6 separate regions of the Homo sapiens genome follow, and all the other regions are linked to region 5. Evidence: chromatin loops called from intact Hi-C (ENCODE). Cell type or tissue: HCT116. All regions are shown on one strand.

The links. Peaks named below come from ENCODE experiments on the same cell type or tissue, not always from the same donor. Only the 100,000 strongest peaks of a DNase experiment are listed, where the experiment ranks them.
Region 1: it touches region 5 in a loop (2.3-fold over the local background); 3 of 110 quality-filtered maps call a loop at or near these places.
Region 2: it touches region 5 in a loop (13-fold over the local background); 10 of 110 quality-filtered maps call a loop at or near these places.
Region 3: it touches region 5 in a loop (9-fold over the local background); 7 of 110 quality-filtered maps call a loop at or near these places.
Region 4: a loop joins it to region 5, with 2.2 times the contacts of the local background. A loop is called at or near these places in 3 of 110 quality-filtered maps.
Region 6: a loop joins it to region 5, with 13 times the contacts of the local background. A loop is called at or near these places in 6 of 110 quality-filtered maps.

Annotation. Positions count from the first base shown.
Region 1 is chr4:138,032,865-138,037,864 of GRCh38, forward strand. All of the region lies in intron 8 of LINC00616 (long intergenic non-protein coding RNA 616), which reads right to left. The region is part of intron 3 of LOC105377447 (a long non-coding RNA gene); the gene reads left to right. Among named protein-coding and RNA genes, the nearest start is that of SLC7A11-AS1, 54 kb to the right of the region's middle. In HCT116, a CTCF peak has its summit at 3,047 (motif pointing right); a DNase peak (open chromatin) is centred at 3,117.
Region 2 is chr4:138,678,281-138,683,280 of GRCh38, forward strand. No RefSeq gene overlaps it. Among named protein-coding and RNA genes, the nearest start is that of NOCT, 340 kb to the right of the region's middle. In HCT116, a CTCF peak has its summit at 2,916 (motif pointing left); a DNase peak (open chromatin) is centred at 2,931.
Region 3 is chr4:137,858,876-137,863,875 of GRCh38, forward strand. No RefSeq gene overlaps it. Among named protein-coding and RNA genes, the nearest start is that of SLC7A11-AS1, 230 kb to the right of the region's middle. In HCT116, a CTCF peak has its summit at 3,001 (motif pointing left); a DNase peak (open chromatin) is centred at 2,995.
Region 4 is chr4:137,121,469-137,126,468 of GRCh38, forward strand. The region is part of intron 1 of LINC02511 (long intergenic non-protein coding RNA 2511); the gene reads right to left. Among named protein-coding and RNA genes, the nearest start is that of LINC02510, 70 kb to the right of the region's middle. In HCT116, a CTCF peak has its summit at 3,013; DNase peaks (open chromatin) are centred at 3,033 and 3,723; H3K4me3 peaks cover 1,001 bases.
Region 5 is chr4:137,731,273-137,736,272 of GRCh38, forward strand. It overlaps LOC105377444 (a long non-coding RNA gene), which reads right to left and starts at 3,685. Exons shown (of 2, transcript XR_939236.1): 1 at 3,648-3,685. In HCT116, a CTCF peak has its summit at 2,064 (motif pointing right); a DNase peak (open chromatin) is centred at 2,089.
Region 6 is chr4:138,869,063-138,874,062 of GRCh38, forward strand. The region is part of intron 2 of LOC105377448 (a long non-coding RNA gene); the gene reads right to left. Among named protein-coding and RNA genes, the nearest start is that of NOCT, 140 kb to the right of the region's middle. In HCT116, a CTCF peak has its summit at 2,170 (motif pointing left); a DNase peak (open chromatin) is centred at 2,169; H3K27me3 peaks cover 557 bases.

The sequences.
Region 1 (5,000 bases), 300 kb after region 5:
ATAGAACATTAGGCCCCACGTCCTGGGAGGGAAATAAATAGCCTTTGAAGGGTACAGTGTTCTTATAGTCTAAAGCAAATACTGAGAGGTGGAGGTCCTTATCTAGATTTTTACCTTCTCTTTCCTTTTTTTTTTTTTTTTTGTGGTTGTTGTTGTTGTTTGAGACAGAGTCTCGCTCTGTTGCCCAGGCTGGAGTGCAGTGGCATGATCTCGGCTCACTGCAACCTCCACCCCCCAGGTTCAAGCGATTCTCCTGCCTCAGCCTCCTGAGTAGCTGGGATTACAGGCATGTGCCACCACGCCCGGCTAATTTTTGTATTTTTAGTAGACAGGGTTTCACTGTGTTGATCAGGCTGGTCTCAAACTCCTGACCTCGTGATCCACCCACCTCACCCTCCCAAAGTGCTGGGATTACAGACGTGAGCCACCGCACCCGGCCTACCTTTTCAATATAAGTAAAGTTTACTGGGCTTCCTTGAAACACATACATTCAAATTTCTTGATTTCATTTATTTTGTAAAAGTATACCAGTCAAATAAAATACTACAGATTGGAATCCATGTGAGCAGAATGCAATACAAATCTTGCTGCTACAAGGGTGCACTCCTTTGCACACGTGCTCTTGGACCTTTCCTGTCTTTCAGATCACATGTTTTGAGATGCAGAATAATTTATTAGTTAGCAGAGCAATGCCATATTACCAATATGACTGATTTGAATTGAAAAATCAAAGTATTTTGTATTGCCCTTAAAGTAATCTGTTGAAAGAGACAGACGGTAAAACAGGTGTAGGGGCTCATACAATAGACATATGCAGACTTTCTCTGCACACTAATTACAACACAAAATGCCAACGAGCGAAAAATAAAAAAAAAATGAACAAGGATTTAAAATACCTGAGGAGCATTTTAGAAATTATAGTATTTAATCCTGGTAAGCAGGAAGCTGTAATCAGTCTATTTTACTATATACTTAAGCAGGGTAATAACCATTGTGAGCCATTTGATTCTCCAGACAAATGATAATTCCTCTAGTACATCTTCTAATCCTTTTTGATAAGATGATCCCCAAGTTCTTTAAAGTATATTTTCTTTTTATAAAGGAGACCTGGATTAGAGTCACGGATTCCTAGCTTCAACTAGGCCAACTTTCCTCCCACAGAAGGAGGGACAAATTTAAAACATTCTTTTTAAGGTGTATTATAACTAGTCGACTTAACGTTATTCAGAAATGTTCAGAATTATATACAGAGTGGTGATATTTTTAATAAAAATAGCGTATGTTACAATTTTAAAGTTCATCTGTGAAATCGATAGTTATGAAATGTTTTTCATCATATTTCAAATTTTGACCATTAAACTTTCCTATCAAGAACTACATATAAAAGCTCTCTTACGTTTAAGCTGTTTTTAAAAGTAAACATTGGGCCAAGCGTGGTAGCTCACGCCTGTGATCCCAGGACTTTGGGAGGCTGAGGCGGGAGGATCACGAGGTCAGGAGATCAAGACCATCCTGGCTAACATGGTGAAACCCCGTCTCTACTAAAAATACAAAAAATTAGTTGGGCGTGGTGGCACGCGCCTATAGTCTCAGCTACTTGGGAGGCTGAGGCAGGAGAATCGCTTGAACCTAGGAGGCAGAGGTTGTGGTGACCTGAGATAGCGCCACTGCACTCCAGCCTGGGTGACAGAGCAAGACTCCATCTCAAAAAAAAAAAAGTAAACATTGATAAACCAGGAGTTAAAAAAAGCAAATTTCCTTGCAATAAAAGTATGATAAAATGTCACTAAAATACCATAAATTAAATTTGTATATTATTAATTATAGTTTTCAAGCTAGAATTAGTAAGAACACTGGTACCTATTTTTGAATCTTAATGAGATACCCAGCAAAGTGCCAAGGTTATTCTTTGGTAAATATGAACAAGATATGAAATATGAAAGCACCTGAATTTAAGATAAATAAACCTTAGAGGTCACTGGGTCGAGCCTCTTTAATTTGCACAGGAAGTTTAAACTGGGAAAGACATAGATATTTAAATATCCAGGCATTTAAATATTTAAATATCCAGGCATTTTCCCAGCACTGGTAATAAAGGCCAAACCCCTCAATGATGAATATATGTTGCAAGTCGTTTTGATCTGATAGCAAACATGCTGATTCATATTTTCTATTGACTAATCGACATGACATTGCATTACATACTAATCTAAAGGAAAGGCATTCTGAATCACCTCCTTTGTACAGGAGCAAATCTGGACTTGCAAGGAGATTTGCAAATATGAGCTAGTGCTAACACTGCTAAATCTAGTACCTAGGAAGTTAGGAATGAAGAGCAGACAGATCTTGTCCCTGCCTTGTTAACACTGAAATATCAAAGCAAGTCCTCAAGGATCTTACTTGCATTAAGGGCCTTTTGGTCTTGTGATGGGGAGGAAACTGAGGCAGAGCCTTCTGAACTGGAAATGGGAACTCAAAGTATGATGATTAGGGTCCCATGATAAAAGAGGGTTAAAACATCTTTAGTTCTTCAGAAATATGCTCTAGGGCTATAGGAAATGTTCCCACAGTTAGATGGAAGTGAGAGGGCACTATAAGGATCTAGAGGAAGGTAAAGTAAATAGCATTTATTTAGAACTTACTACATGTCAGACACTAAGCTAGATTGCTTGCATTAAAATATTTTCTCGACTCCTCGAAATTCTATGAAGTAGATATTTTTCTCTGAATGTGTGAGTTCCTTTGAGAAGACCACACATAGAATACATACGTTTATTAGTGGGTAGGAAAGATTTCTACTCCAACCCTAACGGAGCCCAAATCAGCTATGGTTATAGAATAGTGATAAAATGCACTTTCCAGAGCCAGACTAGCTGGGTCCAATGCTGGCAGGCCAGCTGAATGATAGAGAGAAGTCACTTCCTGTAAGCATTAGTTTTATCTGCTGTAAGACAGAACTGATAGAGTGTTTGTGGAAGTGAAACCAGGTAATGTGGGTGCAGATCTTAGCCCAGTGCCAGGCATCCAGTGAGATCTCAGCCCCCAGATCTTGCTTGTATTATACATCTTTCCAGCAGATGGAGCAATAAACCTATAAAAGCAGGGTTCTTGAGGGACCCAAAGGCCCAATCTCCTCAGAGGGACAATGGGAAATGTTACAACTTAGGGAAACACTGTTTCCTCTTGGAGAAAGCATTATGATGGCTCATAGCAAACAGTTTGGTTTGGAGCCAACTTCAGAAGACCCAGAAAACCAGTACAAGATCTGGGGACCTCAGAAATCTGTAAGAGGAACACTGATATATGGAAGGCCAGCAACCCTGACACTGGGGACCAAAATAGCCAGTGTTGAGTCAGCCGAGTAGGGCTGCCTGCAACATTTTCTCAGCTCATCACAAACTTCCCAATGTGGAGGAAACTGAACTCCTGAGGCAAGATGGGGGAATAATAATGATAACAGCTAGCACAAATGTTATCATCTCAGAATAGTGTCCTAAGTTAGAAGGAAACTGAGTGGTTAAGTAGCCTTCCCAAGGTCTCAAAGTTAAAAGTGATGAAGCTGAGAGTCTTACTCATTATGGGTTTCTATGGAGGTCCAGAGACACCATCTTAGCTCCCTGGTGCTCTCCTGTGTCCCAGTGAAAGAGTGTCTTAGTCTCCCCAGGGGTCATGGCTTTGAAAAGGAGAGTGTGACACGGAAGAGGAATCTTGTTTTTATAATTTTCTGTCTCAAGTTTCTTCAGGGTCCCTCTACAATAAAGGTACAGAAGATTATTCTCTATATACCCCAACCTCTTTGTCCTTCTCCAGCCTCACCCCAAAAGTGTTTTTGTTTGTTGTTTTTGTATAATTGTGCTTCAGAGTTATGTTTAGAAAGTTCTTCAATGGAAACAAAAAAACAAAAAAGATTTGTTGATGTTTGTATCATTGAGTTTCAGTGAAAGAAGCGGAAGCACTAAGAGATATATACATACATAATAATTTTTAACAGATAGTTGACTTCTCAGAATTGTGAGGCGGGCTTAGTAGTGTCTGTAAACGGTCGCCTTTATGTCTTGTCAGAGATGTTGGAACCAGAGCAATTCCATCTTGAATAGATGCTAGGTAAAATAAGGCTGAGACCTACTGTGCTGCGTTCCCAGGAGGTTAGGTATTCTTAGTTACAGGATGAGATAGGAGGTTGGCACAAGATACAGGTCATAAAGACCTTGCTGATGAAACAGTTTGCAGTAAAGAAGCTGGCCGAAACCCACCAAAACCAAGATGGTGATGAAAGTGACCTCTGGTCATCCTCACTGCTCATTATACTCTAATTATAATTCATTTGCTTACCAAAAGGCACTCCCACCAGTGCCATGACAGTTTACAAATGCCATGGCAATATCAGGAAGTTATCCTATATAGTCTAAAAACTGGAGAGACCCTCAATTCCGGGGTAAAAGGGTAAAGATTTTACCCCTTTCCTGGGAAAGCTCATCAATAATTCATCCCTCGTCTAGCATATAATCAATAAATAACTACAATTATACCAATCCAGCAGCCCATACCACTGCTCTGACTATGGAGTAGCCATTCTTTTATGCCTTTACTTTCTTAATAAACTTGCTTTCACTTTGCACTGTGAAATCGCCCTGAGTTCTTTCTTGCACGAGATCCGAGAACCTTCTCTGGGGGTCTGGATCAGGACCCCTTTCCTGTAAGAGTCTGATGCTGGAGCTCAAATTCTATAGGTCAGACAATCAGGATGGGAAAGTGGATGTGAAGTAAGACACAGAAAGAAAACACTGGAACCCACAAATACAAGCCTTTGAACCTGGTAGAATGGGTGTCTAAAAAAAGCTGGGACATTTATTCAACACACACACCTGCCTGGAAGTCAGAAAAACTAAATGCTTTCAAAGAAATGTGGAACAGTTGCAGGCCTGGCTGCTGCCTCACAACAATAAAGTGAACCAGCAAATAAGCAACAGTGTGTGAGAGTGAAAACGGCTGTTGCTGTA
Region 2 (5,000 bases), 950 kb after region 5:
CTCCATAGCTCTATCTGAATGACTAAGATTTGTGGAAACTCAGTCCTTGTCTTTCATTCTTAGTGCGAGATACTTCATGCTCCTATCCCTTTCTTGTTGTATCTAGTTTGGACCATATATATTTGGTTCATGAGGCCATTTTTTAAAAAGCTCATTTTCATAGACAAACTGTCAATTGGTCTTATATGTGCATTAAATCACTGAACAACTTTGAAAAATCTATGCTAAACAGAGCATGTGCCTTACAGGCTGTGGGACACTAAGTGGGTGGCAGCACCCTTGCAGAAGTCCACGGGTCATGACACTAAAACATATGGTGAAGGTACGCCCAGCTAACTCATTTTACTTTGACAGAATGCAGTTTTCATTGGGATTAAGATCTCTTACCACCTGTGTGTGGGGAGTGCAGGACAAGAAACCATAGCTGAATAGGTAAAATTCCATTCTCCTGTCCCTTCGCAGATGCTAATGAGGAGTGACATCACCAAGATGCAGTAGCAGAGGGGCATGGTGAGAAACAAGAGGGCTTGGTGGGATATAATGGAAAAACTACGTTAATACCAGGGGACTAAATGTGCAAGGCAGCCCTGCTGTGTGGCAGTGCGACGGTCAAGCCCCACCAGAAACAAACAAACAAAAATCACCTCTCTGTTGGCATCGCAGGTACAATCTAGTCTTTCACTGCCCAGTATAGTCTCCACTGGGCCATAGGTAATTTTAACTTTAAATTAGTTTCAATTAAAATTTCATTTCCTCCATCGCACTGGCCACATTTCTAGTGCTAATAGCCACATTTGGTCACTGCCTGCCACACCGGACAGGGCAGTTACAGAACATCTCTATCATCACAGAACATTCTATTGGACTGTGCTGCTCTAGCATGTTCTGCTCTAAGACATGCTCTGACCTGTAGCTTCAATGGGTAGACATTCTTGAGCCAAAAGAAAGCCTTAAAAAGTCATGTGCAAGGGAGAAAGCTTCCATTACACACGGAACGGAGCAGCCTGCTGGGGACAGGAGAGACACAAGTAGTCTGGCAGCTTCCAAAATAAGCGCTGAGAACTCTTCACAAATGCAGCCCAAGAGGATACAGAGATGGGATCATCTCCTTCCAAAATCGACTGCTCCTCTCCCTCTGCCGGAGGGTTCAGCTGAGAGCAGCGAGTTGAGGAGCAATTCCTCATGTAAATTAAATGGAAAGGAAGGGCTATCCTGGCACTCAAGGATTTGGAAGCCAATAGCACCAACATGATTAAATAATTGAACTGTCTCACCTTGCCCAGTCAAGCTGGATTCCAACGAGGGTAATTAATCTTCATGTGCCTGTTATTCCCTGCCCTGCTCCTGTTCAAAGTCAAGTTTCTCAACCTGACTGTTTCTTGCAAGAGAAGAAAAGGGAGGAGGAAGCAAAATAGGAGGGCTTCCTCATAGAAGGGCATTAGTACCGAGAAATCTTCAAGTCTAGTCTTAGTGAAACTCCCCTAAAAAGGCAGCATTAATGCTGTAATTGTATGCAACGTTACATGCACATTTCAGAGAAACGAAAATATTTAGGGTTTATAGTTGTTCTTAAAGATTAGATATGGGCTGAGCACGCTGACTCATGCCTGTAATCCCAGCACTTTGGGAAGCTGAGGCCGGTGGATCACAAGGTCAGGAGTTCAAGACCAACCTGGCCAATATGGTGAAACCCCGTCTCTACTAAAATTAGTGGGGCATGGTGGCAGGCACCTGTAATCCCAGCTACTCGGGAGGCTGAAGCAGGAGAATCACTTGAACCTGGGAGGCAGAGGTTGCAGTAAGCCGAGATCATGCCACTGCACTCCAGCCTGGGTGACAAAGCAAGACTCCGTCTCAAAAAATAAATAAATAAATAAATAAATAAATAAATAAATAAATAATAGATTTTAGGACTTTCCTTCAAGAAACTCTCGGTCATTTTACTTCCACTACCCCCAGAAATAAAAGAGACAGTGACTGAGACAGGCAAGGAGGCCAAGTAAATGTCCCCAGCCTTACCTTAGTTCCCAAGTTAATCATTGCTCAAACGCAAAGCCCAGGTAGGGGAAGGAGGAGCTGGTCATAACATGTGTTTAAATTCATTAATTCACTCAACAAACATTAATTGAGTGCCTGCCATGCCAGGCACAGTTCTAGGAGCTTGATGTATCATCTCTGAACAAACAGACATGATCCCCGGACTGGCGGAAATCACATTCCTAACACTCATACTTGGGTCTTTCATTCAACCACACTTTATCCATTAATCATATGAGTCAATTTTAAAAATACAAAATTTTAGCATATATTTATTTTGCATCACTTTCTATAATATGATAGCTTGACTCCTATAAAAGTGTTTGTGAGGGTGCATTAAAAATAACTATAATCCCCAGGAACTTCCCAGAACTATGCACACTGTGAACCTGGTTTTACACCAAGAAGGAGAGAGCTTTCCAGCCAGGATCTATACACGTCCACCCAGCTCCACAAAATGATCAGCCAATAGCAAGGTGCAGCCAGCTGTTGGGCCTATCTCTGCTCTGAAAGAAGTAGATACAGGACAGTAGTTGTTTGACACAAAGACAAGGACAAGTGAGATGAGATGAGAGAAGCAAACAAAAAGTAAGAAAAATGAAAAATAATCTCACTGAATCATCCACCACCCCTAAGTATGTATTAATGGACCGATAAAGTATGCCCTGGAGAGTCTTAATACTACAATATTAAAACCCGTGTACCAAGAAAAGCAAAGACGGCACTTTATAACAAAGAGAGTTTGGGTTCTGTGTTGTTGGTTTTCTGGTTCTTGCTAATGTTCTGGTTTTTAGCTTTGCTCACTTAGATGTTATTTTCCTTTAAAGGGCTGCTAGCCACAGAGACCGTTTTCCAAACAAAGTGCAATGCTGCCCCCTGGTGGTCGAATAGTGTGAGAGCACCTGTAGAAATCGGGCATCTCTCCTAGTTCTGCCTAGATTTCGTTTTGCTATCTTTTCATCCTCTGGAGTGCAAATATTTCTCCCTTAAAGATTCTCAGCACAGAGATATTTTCTGGATCACCTGTTTCACACACTAATCAACAGAGCATTTTATCCTAAAATATGAACTGTGTGCTGATTACAAAACAAGCCGTGGTGGTGAGTTAATTTTGCTTATAAAAATTAAGCAATCTCCCTGGAGGAAGCCCAGAAATCAATCCTATTTCATATAACCTTTAGAATTCTGATTGGAATTCTCACTGGAAAGACATTTACTGAGAACTCAAGCTCAAGGAAATCAATGCCTGGGTCTAACAGACATTCCACTCCCAGACAAATGTATTTGATTTCAGATCATCCTTCAGTCTTTGTACTGGGAATAAACCTAAGACCAAAAGCTCTGAAAATAACAATGCAGGCGATACACCGCACTCTCAGAAGCCTCCTTCCCGAAATGCATGAAAACACAACAACTAGCTTAGAGAAAATTATATCAAATGAAAACACGTGGGGAGGGGTTGGCCGTAGAGCTAATCAGGACATAATTAGCTGAGAAGTCCAGGCATATGATCTAGTTTTCTGCAAACCATGATCCCTACCACCTGCATCAGGGTAACTTGGGAGTTTGTTAAAAAGGCAAATTTGGAGACTCCACCCAAATCTATTGAATTCAAAACTCTGGGGATAGGACCCAGAATTCTGCATTTTCCAGGCTCCTCGGGTAATGTGCACACTGAATTTTGAGAGCCATTGAGTAACACTTAATAAAATTTTAAATTTCCATTGAGAAGATTTCCTATTCAGAACTTCTCAAACATTATAAAGCTATAAAAAATAAACATATCAATTAATGCTTTTCCTTGATTTTCTCCAAAATTAAAAGGATATTTCTGATAATGGAAAGGCCCTGCCCAACCAATAAACAATGATCACAGCCAACCAAAATCAAGAGTATCACTTGTAATTGCTGATGATAATTTCTAATTGTACTTGTTACCGCAAAGCCATTCCTTTGAAAGCCCCATCAGTAAGTAGCATGAAGTGATTCATTAAACAGAAGCATCCACTAAATCAGAGGAGAAGACAGCCTTAAGATTACTACACAGATTTCTGCCCTCACAAGAACAACCTGACTAAAACAAGCAAAAGAGAGAAAGAGAGAAAAAGAGAGAGAGAAAGAAAGAAGAAAGAAAGAAACAAGGAAGGAAGGAAGGAAAGAAGGAAGAAAGAGAAAGAAAAGAAAAAGAAAAGAAAGAGAAAGAAAGAAAAGAAAGAAAGAAAAAGAAAGAAAGAAAGAAAGAAAGAAAGAAAGAAAGAAAGAAAAGAAAAGAAAAGAAAGAAAGCAACAAAAAAATGCAAGCAACTAACATTTCCCTGTTTTTCACCTCTTCTAAACTGCATGGCTGTTCTTGGTGCTGCCTCCTGCTCCCCTCCCTCTCCTGGACCATGATTCCTGCCTCTCTCTATCATCATTTTATAGCCACTTGTCATCGGGTCCCGTTCCAGGCTGTGGTGAGAATGGTGTGTGCTCTGGTCTTGCCAAGCCCAGGCAGAGGTGCCAGCACAGTCAGCTGCCTCCACACAGGCTACAGCCGTTGAGCAGATGCCAGCACCAACAGGTTGCATTTCATTGTTCCCCTTTATCGCCTGAATGCACCACAGGAGGAGAGGGCGCGGGATGGAGAAAGGCTTGTGTTTCTGCCTAAAGGAATCGGCATGCGGCTTAAAGAGGGTCTGCCTGCTCCGCTTGATCCACCCAGCATCCCTCAGTCACCAGCAGAAAGAGAAAGAGAAGCAGATCCCGAAGGTTTCACAACCTACACACGTGGAGGGCAGCGCCTCCGCTCCACCAGGCCGGGATCTCCCGAGACACCTTTGAAATCTCCCTCCCTCCTACACCACAGGGGAATCAGGTTACAGTGGAAATCTAGAAATGCCCCAATGGTCAAGCTGATGACCAAGAGCAATTTCGGCAAGGGAAGATCTGAAAGCACAAATGACATCAGGAAGAGAGGGAGGGAT
Region 3 (5,000 bases), 130 kb after region 5:
AGGATTGCTTGAACCCAGGAAGCGGAGGTTGCAGTGAGCTGAGATTGTGCCATTGCACTCCCACCTGGGTGACAGAACAAGACTATGTCTCAAAAAAAATGAAAATAAAAATAATAAAATTATATATTTTGTTATATTTTAATTTTTAAATATAAAATTATATAAATGTACATATATATTACTAATAGGCACCATAATTTATTTAGCATTAACTCAAACTAATTACCTGTGGGTCTTTTTACAAATTCTGAGTTTATAATTTTGGTAGAATCTCTGCAGAAAATTGTGATGAACAGTCAAGGCTGATAAATGTTTTCCCATTATAATACATTTAGTTATTCCCAAATTCCAAGTTGTGTAACAAATAATGCAATATTTTGGATTCTTCATTGCTATGTATTTTCTTAGGGAACCCATTAGATTCAAAATCCCTGGACCAAAGGCCAAATCTAAAAGTTTTGTAAAGTTTCTGATGCATATAGTCAAATTGCTTTCTAGAAAATTCTCAGAAATCTGATATTTTATATGAAAACAACTGTCTTCCCTAGGATGAATTAATTATTTTTTAGATTTATGTTTGATTTAAAAAATGGAATCTCTATATTTTGAGGTTTTTGTTGTTGCTGTTGTTTTCTTTTTTGAGACAGAATCTTGCTCTGTTGCCCAGGCTGGAGTGCAGTTGCACAATCTCGGCTCACTGCAACTTCCGCCTCCAGGGTTCAAGAAATTGTCCTCCCTCAGCCTCCCTAGTAGCTGGGATTACAGGCGTCCACTACCACACCCAGCTAATTTTTGTATTTTTAGTAGAAACAGCATTTCTCCATGTTGACCAGGCTGGTCTTGAACTCCTGGCCTCAAGTGATCCACCTGGCTCGGACTCCCAAAGTGCTGAAGTTTAGGTGTAAGCCACTGCACTGGCCTTATATTTTGTATTTTTAATGATGTTTCTCCTATATGTATTTAAGAATTGTGTACATAATAATATAAAACGTTTATCACATTAGTAGCAAAGTTTTTTCTTCCTTTTTCATTTTTATTATAATATAATGAAATACTAGGTAAAAGAACATGCTCTGGAGTCAGACCAGCTGGGTTTTAATCCTGACTCTCCCCTTATTGTCTATGTTACCCTCTGTAAATATCTTAAACACTGTTTCTTAGTTTCTTTATCCATAACAGGGGGACAATAATAGCACCTATTTCACCAAGTAATTATAAAAATTAAATATGTTAATAAATGCAAAAGTTTTAGAAAATCTCCCATTTCTTGTTGGTTGCCTTTCTGCAGGAACTGTAATGTTAGATTAGATTACCATTCTCTGTTCTTCAATATCCAAACCAACTGTTTCATTGAAATCAATTTCAATCTTCTCCCACTGCATTATTGGTAAGTCTTTTATGTTTAAGTTTATGAATCAAATCATTGATTAAATTTTCCATAAATTTCAGATATGGCCTTCCCCACTAGGATAGTTTGTATTTTTAAGCTTTTTTATTTTTTAACATCAGTTTATTTTCTTTGCATTTTTGTCTTCATCCCAATTTTTCTTTTCTATTATGGGTTCAAGCTCTTGTTTCTTAGAGGTCATTTCTTCTTTGATATATTTGATAACACCAAGCATATAATATGATACTTTCATATTTTAATTTTAGAAATTATTTGTACGGATATGCTTTGTGTCTGCTTTTCTCCTAATTGTTTTTCTTGAAGGAGGTTATGCTTTAAAAAATGTTTTTATCTTACTCATATTTGAATAGAAAAGTATTTATCTAGGCCTGCTGTTTTGCCAGTGAGCATGGTAGATAATGTACTTTTGGTCTCTCTAATTGCTCATATGGACTCTAGCAAAGTGTTGCTCCCACCCCAAAATTGACCTATGCCAATTTGAAATGCCCTGCATCTTCTCATTTAATGTTGGTACAATTCACTGTGATTGAAATTTATTTCAATATATTTACAGACCATGAGGGCTAAGAAACATTGCCTAATGAAATACATAAAGAATTACATTGTTAAAAATCATGCCAGACATATTGATTGTAATGATTATCATAAAACATGTATTATTATCAAAGTAAATTAACCACATCTAATTCATCAGTGTTATAGCCAGTGACAACTAGAATTAGAGAATATTAAAAGTAGAATGAAACATTACTATCCAGTTCAAGTTCAGAATTTTGTACGTATATGTACATATATAGCCCAGAAACCCAAAGATGTGAAGAAATGGCTAGAATGTGGCAGAAACTGGAGTTTGACTCAGATTCCTATATTGTAGTGATTTTTCCATGATGCTCCATTAGCCCTTAAGTTTCAAGAATCAGGATAATTGGCCAGGAAAACACAAAATTTTCACTAATTTAAAAGGTAGATATCATTGGAAAAGAACAGGCAAGTGACAACCAACAGAGAGTAAAGACAAACACAGTATGAGAAATTCTTCCAACAACCTCTGAGTGGATGTCATTACTTTAGGAAGTGATAATGTGCCCAAACAGCCATGGGAAGATGATTATTTAAGAGGCTGACATCTGAAAATGGAGATGCATAATTTAACTCTCACCTGGGATTCAGTATTAGTGGATAAGGTAAAATGGACAAAGCATGAAGAAATTGCACTGTTTTTTTGTGGGAAAGATTCGTATATCAAATCCATCACTTTAGGAGTTACCAAAGCCCAATGTCTCAATGGTAGAATAATAAAAGTGGAGCACTTTCTTGGTCATTCAGTTATTTTAATTAAAAATGAAAAAATCTACATAATGAAAATCTGAAATTCCATTTGCAAGTTCATCTGGACAAAAGATCATTTCTTTTTCTTCTTTACCTTTAAAAACATATGACTAAAAGCATCAAGTTTCAAGAGAATATATATTCATTGCTACTGTATTGGTCATCTAATAGTTATATTTTTATAAATAAATGCAAAATGTAGTGTTTTGTCAACTGCTAGAAAAAAATGGCTGTTTCAATTTGGTTATGGACACACTCCTGCCACCTGGTGTCATATTATCTAAATTACAGAATCACATCTGGAAATGCAAAAACATTTTAAAAATTCAATTATTTAAAGAAAAATATTTCTATGTATCCTGTGTATATTAAAATTAATTTTGAAGCAAAATGTAGACATTATTACAAAACCAAGCTGTGATGAATAAAATTATTTAGAAATGCAGAAAACTATTCAATATTATAATCATTAAAAATAAAATTTGAATGCACTTTTTGGTTTGTATCTTTATAATGAAAGACTAAATCAAACGTAAAAAAAAACCTTCATCTTATGCTATGAGTGAAGGTAACCTCTGTATTGCTATTATTTAACGCAAAAAAACCTGATGTTGTCATCCATTTAAATAAGTATGATAACTAGAATCTTTAGTAAAAGAAACTTTTGGAAATACTATAAACTACTTTGGTTTTGTCTGTTCATCTAATTTCACATGCAAAACAAACAGTGAAATACAACAATTATAAAACATCTTTATAAATTGATAATGCATTAATGTATTTTTGCAAATCCTAGTCAGCTCAATTATATCCTTGGCATTCAGAAATAATCACTTATACTCTCTAGCAATTCTTCATGACAGCTAGTCACTTTATCTGATTTTATGTCTATGACTGCTTTTAGAAGATCTAATATCTCCTAGTCAGAACATTCAAACCAAACTTCTCACATTGTATCATAGAAATTAGATTTTTCACTTTCTCTTCAGTGACATTTTCCAAATTATGTACTTACTCACTGATTATTTTAAATAAATTTGAAAACACTAAAATAAATAAAAGTAAGCTGACTTCAGCATTCTATTATTAACATGATAAGGTATATTGAGAAGGTAAGAGCATGTATCACTTCTCAAGCTCCACGGATCATTCTGGTCTCCATCTTAGAACACAAAACTAGTCCTCTCAGGTGCACCAACTGGAAATATACTAAAAGGTGTATTTTCTTATGGTGTGTATTGATTACTTTTATAACTCTGTTTTGGAGTTTATTTTTATGTCAAAACAGATTATTGATTGGAATAATGAAATATATCATCTATACTATCCTTTTGGCCCTGTTATGAAGTCAAGGCTAGGAAAATTATAAATTTGATTAAAACATATTGGAATATTTTCAGCGCGGTGTTCTTTGGTTTCTGTGCAATGAAGTTACTTCTTTATGTGATGTAATATTGCTGAGTGATTGAGACAGAGAGTTGAAGTTTGACTGCTGAAGTTCAAATGGCAGCTGTACTATTCCAAGCCTTATGGACTTGGAAAAATTGGATAACATCTCTAAGCCTCAATCTCCTCAATATTAAGTAAGAATATCAGCCATACCCAGCTTTATTTGGGGATCCACTGAGTTAATGCATTTACATGGTGTTTGGCACATGGTAAGTACGCCATAAAATATGTTTATTGTTCATAATAAAACTATTAAAAAAACATAATTGTATTTATAAAGATTATATAACATTTTAGATATTCAGGTAATTATTAATTACCTGAATTAATTTCAGGTATTACCGCTTGCTTTTACAACTAATCATTTCAAAGTCTTATGCCCTGAAGTTAAAAATGTTAGTATTAGATGTATATTTTTAATGAAACCACTTTGGGAAAAAGTTGTTTGAAAATAAGGATTCATTTTAGTGCTTAGTTTGCATTCTCAGAATTCAGCTGAAACTTGGATGTTTGGTAAAATCATATTTTACAAATATCTTGATAGCTAGTTGAAAGCTATTATGAGATAACACTAAGCAACATAAATGTAATTTCCTTATATGTTCATTAAATTGCTCAAAATAGTAACATTCTTAAAGAAATGAAGTCTTTTTATCCTTGTGGTTGTGGATTTTTATATATAAACTGTATGTGTATATATGTATATGTATGTGCATATGTGTACATACATATACAGTACATATATAGATACACAGGTTTATATATGTAAACTTCTATTTAATGGAGAAAAATTATTCATGGCAAAAAAGTAAAG
Region 4 (5,000 bases), 610 kb before region 5:
GATTGCAATTTAGCCTTAAACTACTTAGCTTTAAAACAAAACAAAACACAGAACTGTTGTTCAGAATTTATCTTACTATGTGTTTTACTAGCTATATTAAAAATATCTCTATTAGAGACTTATACAGATTCTGATGTAGTCTATTAAAAATATATAGATGAGGGATTATATTGCCATTTCCTCAGGTCTTTAAGGAATTAAGAAGCATATAGACTAATGAATGACTAAAGAAAACATGATACATATACACAATGCAATATTATTCAGCCATAAACAATAAGGAACGCCTGCAACAGCATGGATAAACCTGGAAGACGTCATGCTGAATAAACTAAGCCAGGCACAGAAAGACAAATACTGTATAATCTCACTTACATGTGCAATCTAAGAAAGCTCAACTCATAAAAGTAGAGTAGAAAGGTGACTTCAGGAAGTGGGAAGGTGGGGGACGTGGAGAGATGCAGGTAAAACGGTGCAAACTTTCGATTGCTAGATGAATAAATTCTGAAGCTGTATAGCATGGCAACTATAGTTAATAATACTGAATTGTTTACTTAAAATTTGCTAGAGTAGATCTTAACTGTCTTCAGCATGCCTCCCCCAACACATAAAATAGCAACTATGTGGGGTGATGGATGTGTAAATTGATTGTGGTAATCATTTCACAATTTAGACATAGACTCAATAATCATATTGTATATTTGTAATATATTGAAATTTTGTCAGTTATACCTTAATAAGGCTGAAAAATAAATATAATGATCTAAACATGTTTTAAAAAATGTATACAGACTTTTCGCCAGTTACTCGATCCCCACTTGGTAAATCTCAAATGATTATACACTGTATTCAAAACTACTAAATGTAGGTTTTACTTCTGGCATGAATACTAAATTGCAATATGATCTTATACAAGCTACTTTATGTGCATGAGCAATTTTTTTAATTAGTCAAATGAGTCCATAGTCATATTCTACTCATTGCATATTAAGAGAATGCAGATGCCTATCCAAAAAAGAATGATGAGGAAAGTACTCTCAGAAATACGCTATCATGTAATATACAAATAGTATTCACAGATTTTAAAAGGCAAAGTCAGTGAGTATTTTATATCAAATTCATATTTAAATATATAATGGTGGCTGAAGACAGTATCACTAATATATTCCAAGTATTTTTGCATAGGTAATATTAATTAAAATTCAATTTCAAACCAAGAGGACACCATTTTGTGTCAATATAACTCAAAACTAATTATATTACTTGGGATTTTAAAAAATAAAAGATTATAAAATTATTAGCAAGCATATTATCCTTATTTATATGCTCAATAATAAATGACATATTTGGCTTAAAGTATCTTTCCAGTTTTATTTGAAATATTAAGGAAATATATCTCAATCAACTCTTCGCTGGGATCTCCACATGTCTACAAGAAAAAAATCTGTAATCAATGAAAACATATCTGTCTGGATTCAATAACTAGAACTTGGGTGTGATTATTAAAATAGTTTAATTATAAATTTAGCTTTATTCTTCAAGAAGAAATAAATAATAAAAGAATTTGGTAGGCTGAACATCAGATAGCTGTGAACTTTAATTGCAAGGTAGGCATTTTGCAGTGTTTGTCTTTCTGAGAAATATTTTACTGTGATTAGGTAGAATTCTTAGGATATACCATCACTAGTTATTATATAATTGTATTATTTGTGTGTATATTTATGTTAATATTTTGCTTGCTTTGATTTGCTTTGGTTCACTTAGAATAGTCAAATTTTATAAAGTTGTCAGAATTACTCAGCGCAATGGTCAGTTTTATGTGTCAACTTGGCTACACCATGGTACTTAGTTTTTAGTCAAACAGTAGTCTAGATGTTGCAGTAAAGTTATCTTTCCGATGTGATTAACAATTAAATCAATAGACTTTGAGGAAGACAAGATTACTCTCCCAAATGTGAGTGGGTTTCATCCAGTTGGTTGAATGCCTTGAAAGGAAATTTGCCTTTAGATTGCCTTTGAGCTAGAGACTAAAACATCAATTCTTCCCTGGGATCTCAAGCCTGTCAACCTGACCAGGAGATTTTGAACTTTCTAGTCCTAATAATAAAATAAAATAAATCAATCTCTCTCTCTCTGTCTCCCTCTCTCTCTCTGTCTCTCTATCATCTATCTCTCTCCCTCTCTTCCTTGAGACACACACACACACACACACACACACACACACACACGCTACACCCCATATTGGATATTGGTATTGTTATTTTGGAGAACCTCGACTAATACTAATGGCTAATACACTAATACGTATGTGTCTGCCAGACAGAGAGAGAGGAGAAGGAGGGAGAGAGATGGAGACAGAGACAGAAGTAGAGCAGCTATTCTTGTTTATTTGATCTGTTTCTTTGTAGCAGGAAATATTCAACATTCATAACTTCGTGCACAGAGCAAAAAAATTAGTTGAAATGAAGACAGAACTGATTGTAAACTGTGTTATTTCCATTCCAATAAGTTCTTATAGGATTATTAGTGAGTATTTAAAGAAATCTACCAGCCATAATCAAAGCTATCAAAAGGAGGAATCCAATATATCAAAAAAGGAAAATAAACGTGATAACGACAGCTTTTCTTTCCAAAACAAGTAAGTAAAAGCCAAAGTAAATAGAATATCCTATGCCACGGCAGCAGGTAAATGCTTACCACGTTTTTCTAAGAATAAATGTTCTGCACACATTGATAATTTATATGTTTTTGGTATGAACATCTGTGGTTTAATCATTGTTTTTGCAGTAGAGCAAATGTAAAGCATATTTTACCTTAATTAAATCATTAAAGAGAAAATAGCCAAAAGCATAAGGCTTTTGAGAATGCTGATTTTAACCACATCACTAGGAATAGAATAGTACCTTGTTCTCTTTATAGCTGTGTTATAGCTCCCTGAGTAATTCAATTACAGTACAGCATTGAAGCCTATCTGCATAGTATTAACTGTAGTTAAGCTTTCCAGTCTCTAGAGGTCTCTGTACATCACTTTTTCACTCACTGCCATCCTTGCAGGAAAACAGACACTTCAGCTTTGTCTGGACAGACTGCAGCTCTCCAAGGAACTTAAATGTTTCACTACTGTGTTTTTCCCCATCCTCATATATTCTAACATAAATTAAATTATAAGGCTTTAGGTACAGTCAAAACAAAAGAGAAAAACGTTTTCTATTTATTTTTAAAATTTTTACAAGGAGAATGTTTCCTTTTTGTGATTATCTCAGGTGTCCCTATTCTGAAACTGTTTTGGCTACCTTGTTTCCGAAAGTGTACATAGTACTCATGATTCTGTATAGTATTATATATAGTACACAGGGTTTAATTTGACAAATATTATTTTCATTTATAAGTGCTTTAGGATGAGAAAGACATTTATTAATGCCACAGTTCTTCGTGAAATTACCTCGAATGCAGCACGAATATTGAATTCAACACTTGAAGATGATCGGCTCTTTCATTAACATTCTCATTTTTTACCAAAACTTTGGCACACCATCAGGGAATAAAACTTGCATATAAATTAGCATCTGCCACTGTGACTCAAATCCTGAAAACGGCAAATAAAGTAGAACCTTGTCTTCAAGGCTTAAGTTTCATTTTGCTTAGTTTCTTTAATAAGATTGGACAAACCCCTCCCCCTAGGATTCTGGTTTATGGGGAAAGCTGCGTCACGTTGTGTGACTTGCAAAGCTGGTCATATCTGTCATTGGGGGTTGGGGACCAGCAGGAGGCAAGCAGCATATTTTGTTATAGTAAGCAAAAAACATGAGTCAATGGGAGATCTAACAGTGCTGGGGCAAAGTTTTGACCAGAGTTCTATGCTATTGAAAAATGCTATTTTGGACATATGTAAAGTTATTTTCTAATTTTTGGTGACACTCAATATTTATGATCAAGTATCTCTTTTATTGCAAAAGTTAAAGCTTAGGATATATTGGACACTAAGAATAATACATATATAAACTCATCTAATCCTCATAACAATTCATCTTGTAGGTAGTATTATTAATAACTTCATTTTAAAGGTGAAAAAACTGAGGCAGATAAAGCTTAATAAATTTTCTCTTAGGGCTGCGGAAGTAAATGATGGAGCTGGAATTTAAATTCAGTCTGTTTTCAGAACCTGGACCCTTAACACCTAGATTCAACCACCTCTCAGGTAGATATATCCTTCCACAAATGAGGAGAGACATGGAATCAACCAATTGAATCAGCTGAAGGAAGTGCCTTGCCAAGTTTACGGTTGAGACCAGAGGCAAAAAAGAGAGAGCAAAAAACAGTGCAAAAACTTCAGAGGCTTTCTAATCAATAGCATCTCTGACAAAATGGCTATTTGATCCAGGTATTGTGCCATTAACTATAGACTTTTCTCTGCTTGGAGCAAAATATTAAAGTAGTATTCCTTCTAACGTCTTTTTTCTTTTTTTTTTTTTTTGAGACGGAGTCTTGCTCTGTCGCCCAGGCTGGAGTGCAGTGGCGCTATCTCGGCTCACTGCAAGCTCTGCCTCCCGGGTTCATGCCGTTCTCCTGCCTCAGCCTCCCAAGTAGCTAGGACTACAGGCGCCCGCCACCATGCCCAGCTAATTTTTTGTATTTTTAGTAGAGACAGGCTTTCACCGTGTTAAGCCAGGATGGTCTCAATCTCCTGATCTCGTGATCTGTGCTGGGATTACAGGTGTAAGCCACCGCGCCCGGCCTCCTTCTAACATCTTACTGCAGAAGAGATGTCATCTATTTTTTTCCTTTCTATAGAAGATAAAAGAGATTGAGAAAGAGAAAGAGAGATGTAGAGAGATTGGTGCCACATCTACACCTGTTTCATTGGTCTGTTTCTTTGTAACAGGAAATATTCAACATTCACAATTTAGAGTATGGAGCAAAAAAATAATTAAAATAACTACAAAATTGATAATATTTGTAAGTGTGGTATATCAATATTTTGTGATAGAAAAAACAAAGGC
Region 5 (5,000 bases):
TTGTTTTTTTATTCATTTGGCCACTTTACATCTTCTGGTTTGAGAATTTAGTCCATTTACATTCAATGCCATTATTGATAGATAAAATTTATTACTGTCATTTTATTTGTTTTCTGGTTGTTTCATTGTTTCTCGTTGTCTTCCGTCCTTTTTCTTGCTTCCTTTATTTCTTCTTTCCTTCCTTCTTGCCTCCTTTCTTTCCTTCCTTCCTGTCTTCCTTTTTATAGAAGTGATTTTCTGTGAGAGTATGTTTTAATTTCTTCCTTTCTGTGTATTGTGTATCTGTTACAGGTTTTTGTTTTGTGGTTGCCATGAGGCTTGCAAAAAATATATTATAACAAATTACTTCAAACAGATGATAACTTAACTCTGATTATAAAGAAAGGAAAACAAGCAAAGAAGCAAAGAGAACACTAAAAAAAGTCTACTCTTTAATTCCATTCACCCTTCTTTTTGACGTTTGATCGTTTCTATATGTATCTTTTCATACTCTCTATATCTTAAAAAGTTGTAATTATTATTTTTGATAGGTTTGCCTTTTATTTATTTACTTTTTTTACTAAAGATATAAGTGGTTTGTTTACACACCACAATTACAGTGTTAGGATAGTCTGTCTTTTTTGTATACTTACTACTACCAGGGAGATTTCTATATTCAGATGATTTCTTTTTGTTAATTAGCATCATTTTCTTTCTGATTGAAGAACTCCCTTTAGCATTTTTTATAAGACAGGTCTGGTGTTGAAATCCCTCAGCTTTTATTTGTCTGGGAAAGCCTATTTCTCCTTCATGTTTTAAGGATCATTTTGCTGGACATAATGTTCTAGGTTGGATTTTATTTCCCCTGCACTCTTAATATGTCATCCCACTCTCTCTTCACCTGTAAAGTTTCCACTGATAAGACTACTACCAGACATATGGGAGCTCTTCTATATGGCATTTCCTTATTTTCTTTTAAAGCTTTTAGTGTCCATTCTTTATCCTTGACCTTTGACGGTTTTATTATTTTATGGCTTGAGGTGGTTTTATCTCGGTTGAACCTGCTTGATGTTCTATAAACTTACAGGACACAAATATTCATCTCTCTCTCTAGGCTTGGAAAGTTCTCTGTTATTATTTCTTTGAATAAATTTTCTACTTTGATCTCTCTCTCACTCTCTCCAATTTCTATAAAGCCAATCACTCTTAGATTTTCCCCTTTGAGGCTTTTTTTCTAGATCTTGTAGTTGTGTGTCTTTATTTTTTTTTCTTTTCTGTCTGTGTATTTTCATATAGCCTGTCTTCAAGTTTGCTATTTCTTTATGCTTAGTCAATTCTGCTTTTAGGAGACTGATGTATTTTTCAGTTTGTCAATTGAATTTTTAGTTCCAGAATTTCTGCTTGATTTTTAAAAATTATTATTCCAGTCTTTTTGTTGTGTTTCTCTGATAGAATTCTAAATTCTCTGTGTTATTTTCAAGTTCACTGACCTTCCTATAGACAGCTATTTTGAATTCTCTGTCTGAAAGGTCACATATCTCTAACACTCTAAGATTGGTCACTGGTGCTTTTATTTGGAGATGTCATGTTTCCTTTCAAATTCTTTTTTGTTTTGTTTTTTGAAACGGAATCTCACTCTGTCGCCCAGGCTGGAGTGCAGTGGCGTGATCTCGGCTCACTGCAAGCTCCGCCTCCTGGGTTCACGCCATTCTCCTGCCTCAGCCTCGCGAGTAGCTGGGACTACAGGTGCCCGCCACCACGCCCGGCTAATTTTTTTTGTATTTTTAGTAGAGATGGGGTTTCACCGTGTTAGCCAGGATGGTCTCCATCTCCTGACCTCGTGATCCGCCCGTCTCGGCCTCCCAAAGTGCTGGGATTACAGGCGTGAGCCACCGCGCCCGGCCTCCTTTCATATTCTTAATGCTTGTGGACATTTGTCAAGGTCTAGGCATTGAAGAGATAGGTATTTATTTTGATCTTGAGAGTCTGGGCTTGTTTGTACTGGTCCTTGAAAAGGCTTTCCATGTGTTTAGAAGGGGTTGAGTGCTGTGATCTAAGCCCGTGGTCATTGCATCCATATCAGCACTAGGGGGCTCCCTAAGCTCAGGAATGCTGCACCCTTAAGGGACTCCTAGAGGGAGCGGCAGGCTTGAGTAAGATAAGAAAGAAAATTCGTGAAGCCTTCCGTATTTTTTGGAAACCATCATCCTCAGCAAACTAACACAGGAACAGAAAACCAAACATCGCATGTTCTCACTCATAAGTGGGAGTTGAACAATGAGAACACATGGACACAGGGAGGTGAACATTATGAGAGCTGCTGGCAGTCCTCACAGCCCTCGCTCGCTCTCGGCGCCTCCTCTGCCTGGGCTCCCACTTTGGCGGCACTTGAGGAGCCCTTCAGCCCGCCGATGCACAGTGGGAGCCCCTTTCTGGGCTGGCCAAGGCCGGAGCCCACTCCCTTAGCTTGCAGGAAGGTGTGAAGGGAGAGGCGCCAGCGGGAGCCAGGGCTGCGCGCGGCGCTTGCCGGCCAGCTGGAGTTCTGGGTGGGCGTGAGCTTGGCGGCCCCGCACTCGAAGCAGCTGGTCCGCCCTGCAGGCCCTGGGCAATAAGGGGCTTAGCATCCGGGCCAGCGGCTGCGGAGGGTGTACTGGGTCTCCCAGCAGTGCCAGCCCGCCGGCGCTGCGCTCGATTTCTCACCGGGCCTTAGCTGCCTTCCCGTGGGGCAGGGCTCCGGACCTGCAGCCCGCCATGCCTAAGCCTCCCACCCCCTCCATGGGCTCCTATGCGGCGGGAGCCTCCCCAACCAGTGCCACCCCCTGCTCCACGGCACCGAGTCCCATTGACCACCCGAGGGCTGAGAAGTGCCGGTGCACGGCACAGGACTGGCAGGCAGCTCCACCTGCGGCCCCAGTGCGGGATCCACTAGGTGAAGCCAGCTGGGCTCCTGAGTCTGGTGGGGACGTGGAGAACCTTTATGTCTAGCTCAGGGATTGTAAATACACCAATCGGCACTCTATATCTAGCTCAAGGTTTGTAAACCCACCAATCAGCACCCTGTGTCTAGCTCAGGGTTTGTGAGTGCACCAATCGACACTCTGTATCTAGCTACTCTGGTGGGGCCTTGGAGAACCTTTGTGTCCATACTCTGTATCTAACTAATCTGGTGGGGATGTGGAGAACCTTTGTGTCTAGCTCAGGGATTGTAAACGCACCAATCAGCGCCCTGTCAAAACAGACCACGCGGCTCTACCAATCAGCAGGACATGGGTGGGGCCAGATAAGAGAATAAAAGCAGGCTGCCGGAGCCAGCAGTGGCAACCCGCTTGGGTCCCCTTCCACCCTGTGGAAGCTTTGTTCTTTCGCTCTTTGCAATAAATCTTGCTACTGCTCACTCTTTGACTCCACACTGCTTTCATGAGCTGTAACACTCACTGCGAAGATCTGCAGCTTCACTCCTGAAGCTAGAGAGCCCACAAGCCCACCGGGAGGAATGAACAACTCCAGATGCACTACCTTAAGAGCTCTAACACTCACCGCCAAGGTCTGCAACTTCACTCCTGAGCCAACGAGACCACGAACCCACCAGAAGGAAGAAACTCCAAACACATCTGAACATCAGAAGGAACAAACTCCAGGTGCGTCACCTTAAGAGCTGTAACACTCACCACGAGGATCCACGGCTTCATTCTTGAAGTCGGTGAGACCAAGAACCCACCAATTCCAGACGTAATTACACAGCGGGGCCTGTCGGGGAGTCGGGGAAAAGGGAAGGGAGAGCATTATAACAAAAACCTAACACATGCCGGGTTTAAAACCTAGATGACGGGTGGATAGGTGTAGCAAACCACCACCGCACATGTATACCTATGTAACAAACTTGCACGTTCAGCACATATATCCCAGAACTTAAAGTAATTTTTTTTAAAAGAAAGAATTCCCTGGGTTACTAAGGGAATTACTAAGCAAAGGCTCTCACTCCCTTCCCTCTCTTCCCGCTAATCAGAAGGAATTTCCCTTCCTGTTAGGCTGCCTGGAGTTGGGGGAGGGCAATTCTGTGGCCACCACAGCTGGGAGTGTGCTGGGTAATCGAGGGCAGCACAGTACTGGGTCTTGTCCAAGGCCCATGATGACTACTACCTGGCTACTGCCGATGTTTATTCCACGACCAGGGGCTCTTTTGTCAGTAGATGGTGAATCCAGCCAGAAATGGATCCTTCCCTTCAGGATAGCAGATTCCCTTCTGTCCCAGTGTGGGTCTAAAAATGTCATTCAGGAGCTCAGACCTGGAATTAGGGCCTTCAGAAATCTGCCTAGTGCTTTATTTTACTGTAGCTGAGCTGGAAACCAAGTTGCACGACAATGTTTTTGTACTCTTCCCTGTCCATTCTCCAAGTGAAGAGTCTCCTCCTGAGCTGTACTGGATGGAGTAGGGGGAGGGATGAGATAGACACTCCTTGGTTGCCACGGCTGGTGTTACAATGGGTCATGCACAACCCAAGTCCATTGCCCCTGAGACCAGTGCAGCTGGGACCAGGGCTTGCCCAATAACTGTAATCCTATGGCCTGACTGCCTCTCAGATTTATTCTGGGCCCCAGGCCACTTTAGTCAGTCAGTGATGAAACTGGCAGGGACTTGGTTTTCTCCCACTGGGGCAGGGCATTCCCCTCTAGCCCAGGGCTGGTCTACATGCTCCCTCTGTGGCACCAGCAGAATTCTGCCGTGTTGTGCTTCACTGTGACACAGAAGTACCGAGTTCCAATGCAAAATTCCTCACTCATGTGGCTCTCTCCCCCAAGCACACAGATTGTCTCTCTTCAGGACACTGCCAGGGTAGATGGGAGAGGACTGGTGTAGGCAATGCAAGACTTGTCTTTCCTACCCTTTTCAATGCCTTTTTCCTTGGTATTATGTTAAATCAAGATTATGTGATCACTCACCTGATTTTTGCTTCTTATGAAAGTGCTTTTTTGTGTGGATAGGTATTTAATTTGGTGTTCCCACAGGGAGATACTTGCAG
Region 6 (5,000 bases), 1.1 Mb after region 5:
GGAGGGGAGGGAGGAGAGAGGAGAGAAGGGGAGAAGGAGGAGGGGATGGGAGAGGAAGGGAAGGGATGGGAGGGGAGGGAAGGGAAGGGGAGAGAGAGGGTGAGGGGAGAGGGGAGGGGAGGGGGAGGCATTGCAGGTGAGAAGTCATTTGAAGTATCAAAAAGAAACTGATATCCTAGAATAATGCATCTGCTTCCTGTATTATTCTATTTCTGAGAATGAAGAAACACTTCTCTCACCTAAGAGTCACTGCTCTGTTTATGTTAGAGTCTAAATATGAGTGTGTGCCTCATCGTACACTGTCATCCCTTTTGCAAATGGCCACATGAGCCTGGACTAAATATGGGATGACTATTTAACATTATGGAAACTAGAAAAACACCACCAAACTCTGGAAAAGGAGAATATTTACAAAGTAAATGCCTCCTACTTGTGATAAACACAGTAATAAAAAAGCTATTAAAAATTATTGCACCACATTCTACTTTGAGAATCTTGGTTTGATTTCTTTGAAAAGCAGCAGAATTTGTCCCCATTTGAGGAATGAGGATGTGGTAGTTTTTATCCTTTTTTTTTTTTTTTTTTTTTTTGAAATTGTAAGGTTTCAAGGATTCTAGATAAATCTCTGCCTCTGGAAGGGTCAATCTGAAATAACCAGATTTCAGATTGTGACACCTACAAAATATGGAAATGAACATATTATCTCTGTGCCAGGCCCACAGCCAGGCCTGCATGCCACTCACTCATCCTGCAAGTAGTTGGAGAGCCCACTCTGTACCAGACACCATGCCAAGTGCTGGGCATACAAGAGTGAAAAAGACACACAAGCCACCTGCTCTCCTAGTGCAGTTCCAAGAAATCAGTTTGGAGAAATGGCTGTGAACCCCTAACAGTTGAAATTTCAAAGGAATTGTAACTCAGCATCAAATTAAGTTTTAGGTGTTTTGCTTTTGTTTTGTTTTTTTTCTCTAATCTCACATTTTGCACATCATAAATAATCATCATGTAAAGAGTTCACCAGTAAAGCACCAAAAGGTGCATCGTAGTCAAAAAACGTCAGCCCTTTTTGCTGCATGGCACTGCTAAGAAAAGGATCACTATTAAGAATAAATTGACTGGGCACGGTGGCTCACGCCTGTAATCTCAGCACTTTGGGAGACTGAGGCAGGCGGATCATATGAGGCCATGAGTTCGAGACCGGCCATGGCCAACATGGTGAAACCCTGTCTCTACTAAAAATACAAAAATTAGCTGGGCGTGGTGGTGCACATCTGTAATCCCAGCTACTCAGGAGGCTGAGACGGGAGAATCGCCGGAACCTGGGAGGTGGAGGTTGCAGTGAACCGAGATTGCACCACTGCACTCCAGCCTGGGCGACAGAGCGAGGCTCTGAAGAATAAATGGATATGTAGATGTAGGTTTGGTGCTAACTGTTTTCATACATAGATTCTGCTGCTAATTATATCATTTAGCAATTTTTTTTATGTTCTTTGATTTCCACTTCCCAGGTAACAGGGAAGGCTGTAGGAAGGGAAGAGTCAGGGGCAACAAACAAATGGATTTCTGTCCCACTGACATTTTATTCACTCAACATTTTGCTCCGTATTTAATAGGTAGATACATTTTAAGTGAAAGAAATTAGTCTCTGTTTTCCCCTTAACTTCTCTTCGAAAATGAATGAGATTTTTTGTAAACCTGTCTCTCTAATCTGCAGATTCTGTTTCAGTGGATCAATGAGAAAACATTTTGACAAGTCAAATGTTCATTTTTTAGGGGAAAAATAGCCCTCTCTATCTAGGCTGCCAAGACTGTGGCTTATGTGTTCTTAGGCCCTCAAGCTATCAATCTGCATTTCACTGCAGGCATTGCCCAGATGTCTTGGTCAGTGCACATTAAAGGCTTAGTTGCTGGCTTCTTAGGAAAGAGATTTAACATTAGCACATGTTCGATGTAAAGGAACATCCTTCTCCATTGAAAGAGAAATTTTATTTCTCTGGGAGAAAAAATTACAACGTGTAGTCACTAGGATGCATTATGAACCTGTTATTGCGTGTGGGATTTATGATCAAGGTCTCTTCTCTTCCGCAAGGATTCTTCAGCTAAGGGCGGAATTACAGATTTCAGCGCCCACAAAAATGTTTCACAGACCTTTGGCCCCATCTAGTGGCCATATCCTGTCAGGTCTCCCAAGCTTTTTCCTCTTAGAATTTGAAGAGAATGAGAGGCTCTGGCGGTGAAAGCTGAAGAGTTCATACTTTATACAGGCTTGACAGAAGACTACAGTTGGCCAGCAGAACTGTTGTGCCTCAGACCGGTGCTGGGCATATGACATTTCCTCATAGATTTCAGAGAGAGAGCTGCAATCGGATTCTGTGGCATTTAGAAAGGAGCTATTTTCAAACAAATCTGCAAAGTGCTAAGCTGTCTCTGCTTAGTCATTGGCTTGAAGCATACTCTGAAATGCACAAATTGCCTGTGTGTGTGTACACATGCAGGCACATGTGTGTGCATGCGTGTGTAGGTGTGCATGTGCGTGGAGGGCGTTGTAGTATGAAAATGTGCAGGGTTTGTGTGAACTCTGCAGTGCCAACTGGCATCAGGAAGGGACATATGGAAAATCACATTCCACATGGCCTCTAAATTTAGCTAAGCTGTCAATATCCTACACTAGCGGGGCCTTCTTTCTCCATGCTCTGGTTTAAAGGCTTAAAAACGGAAGCCAAGTTTAGCCCATTTGAAAGCTCAGGCGGTTAATGGTGCTGTCCGGAGGGACGTCAAACAGCAGCTTACACTATCCGCGGCGTGCAATCAAGATCCCACCCGCCTCACAGAAGCAGCGGCTCGGAGTCAGTCCCCTCTCTCTTCCACCCTACACCTGCCAACAGGCACGGAAACAAAGTGGTCAGAGGCAAGGGGGATCTGGGCCTTAAAGTTCCCTCTTTTGTTCTGCTAAGAGTAAAGGTCAACAGAAGTTAGGCATAGATGGAAATCCAGATTCCCTTAGACCCAGCAATTCTGTCTTCATGGAGGGAGGAAGTGCTGGAGATCGGGCTTCGGCAGCACTATGACAATGGCTATGAACATCTGTCTTAAGATGCTCTCAAGAGCAGACGAGTGGCCGAGGGGGGTCACAAGTTGACGTGGAGAACTCCTCCACTCACTTCAACCCTAGCGGATCATAAATCTAGTCATCATTGCTCTACTTTTCCCCTGCCCTATTTATTCTTATTGCCCTATTTTTTAAATTATTTTAAAATTATTTTTACATATCAGTAGGGAATTTAAAAGTAAAATGTGGGTAGGACAGAAATTCACTTTTTTGATTCCCTAGTCTGTTTAATCCCCAAGCAGAATGTATGCCTTACCCTCAAAAAGATATGTTTCCTCATTAACCCCCTTCCTGTAAAATAGGGCTATTAATAGTATCTACCCCATTGGGCTACTGTGAGAATTAAATGTGTTAATACATGTAAAACACATATAACAGTGCCTAAGCTCTCACTCAATAAATGTCAGCTATAGGTACTAAAATAATTCTAGCAAGTCAAATGAGCAGAGACAGAAACTAGATTATTTGCTCTTCAAAAATTCTTTTTACAGGTTTCATGACTATGTTTGCTTTCAAGAAATGCAGGTCTCCCTTCCAAGACCTGTAACTCTTTAAGGAGGAGATGACATTAAGAGATCCTCCATGGGACTCTACAGCCACCAAATTCCATCCACAACTCAGGAGACAAAGAGAATTTGAATGGGAAGATGTGGACTCTTACTGCCAACAGGCGCCTGGGGATGCCTCCTTGATGATCACACTAAAAGTCCTCCAGGACCCTTCAGAGAAGAGGCCCTCACTGTCAGCAGCTGTGATCACCTGTACTGGAACCTCTGAAAACCCTCAGGAGGCATTATAGATGTATGCTTCAAGTTTGGGGGCAGTCTTGGAATTTTAATTCTATGAAACTATCTGAACAGTCCACTCAGGAGAATGATTGACATACCACGGGTGGGAAAAAATTGCTTTATTATTCATCCTTACTGGGAAGATAAGTAATTTCAGCCTGACAAAACAAAAATGAGAAGAGGCAGAGAGAGTAAGCAAGTGAGATACAGAGACAGAAAAGCAGGTGAATGTATAGAGAGATGATAGATAGATACATAGAGGATAGATAGAAACAGAGACAGGTAAGTAGATAGGTAATTGGTAGATAGATATAGATACATACACAGATACGTGGATAGTTAGATACATAGATTATGATACATGCAAATACGCATGCCTAAATACATACAAATAGATACACAGATAATGACACATACATAGATGCAGACATACTTACATACATAGATAAATGTGCAGGCTATAGAGGAGAAGGGGAGAGCAAGAAACACACTAAATCAACCTTTTTGTTCCTCACCTGAGAAACATAATGGCATCCTACATTCCAGCTTGTACATCATCCCTTAAAAAGCTCATTGAGAAGTTTGGTCATGATCCTGTCCTTATCCCAGAGCTCTTGGGAAACCTTGCCATTAACTCTTACAATTGCTCTACCTGCTCATTCACTCCTGGGAAAATGTCAAGATCTTTTTCCTTTTGTGGAACAGAGGCTACAGTAAAGGCACTTTTCTTTTACTGAGACTTTTTCAGAAGGGTTTTTTTTCCCTCCTACTATTCCAAAGATTTTATTTTAGACTGCAATGGAAAGCACAAAGAGGCATTCAGCTCAGGCTGCAGATTGCTAGAAAACCCTTCACATGCCACAGAAATTAGAGAGGCAGCCGCACTCATCAGCAATAGTGTATAAATTTGGAAGGAGTGATTTTATAAAATCAGACCATTTTAGAATGAGGAGAAACATTAGTTCATCCTCTTCATCTGCAAGACGAGGGGACTGAGGTACTTAGGGTCTAATCTTTGACTACTCAAAGTGCCTCACTTTTCTCATCTGTGAAGCACCGGAATGACGGCACGGTGACTGAATTAACAACAGGTTGGTATTCAG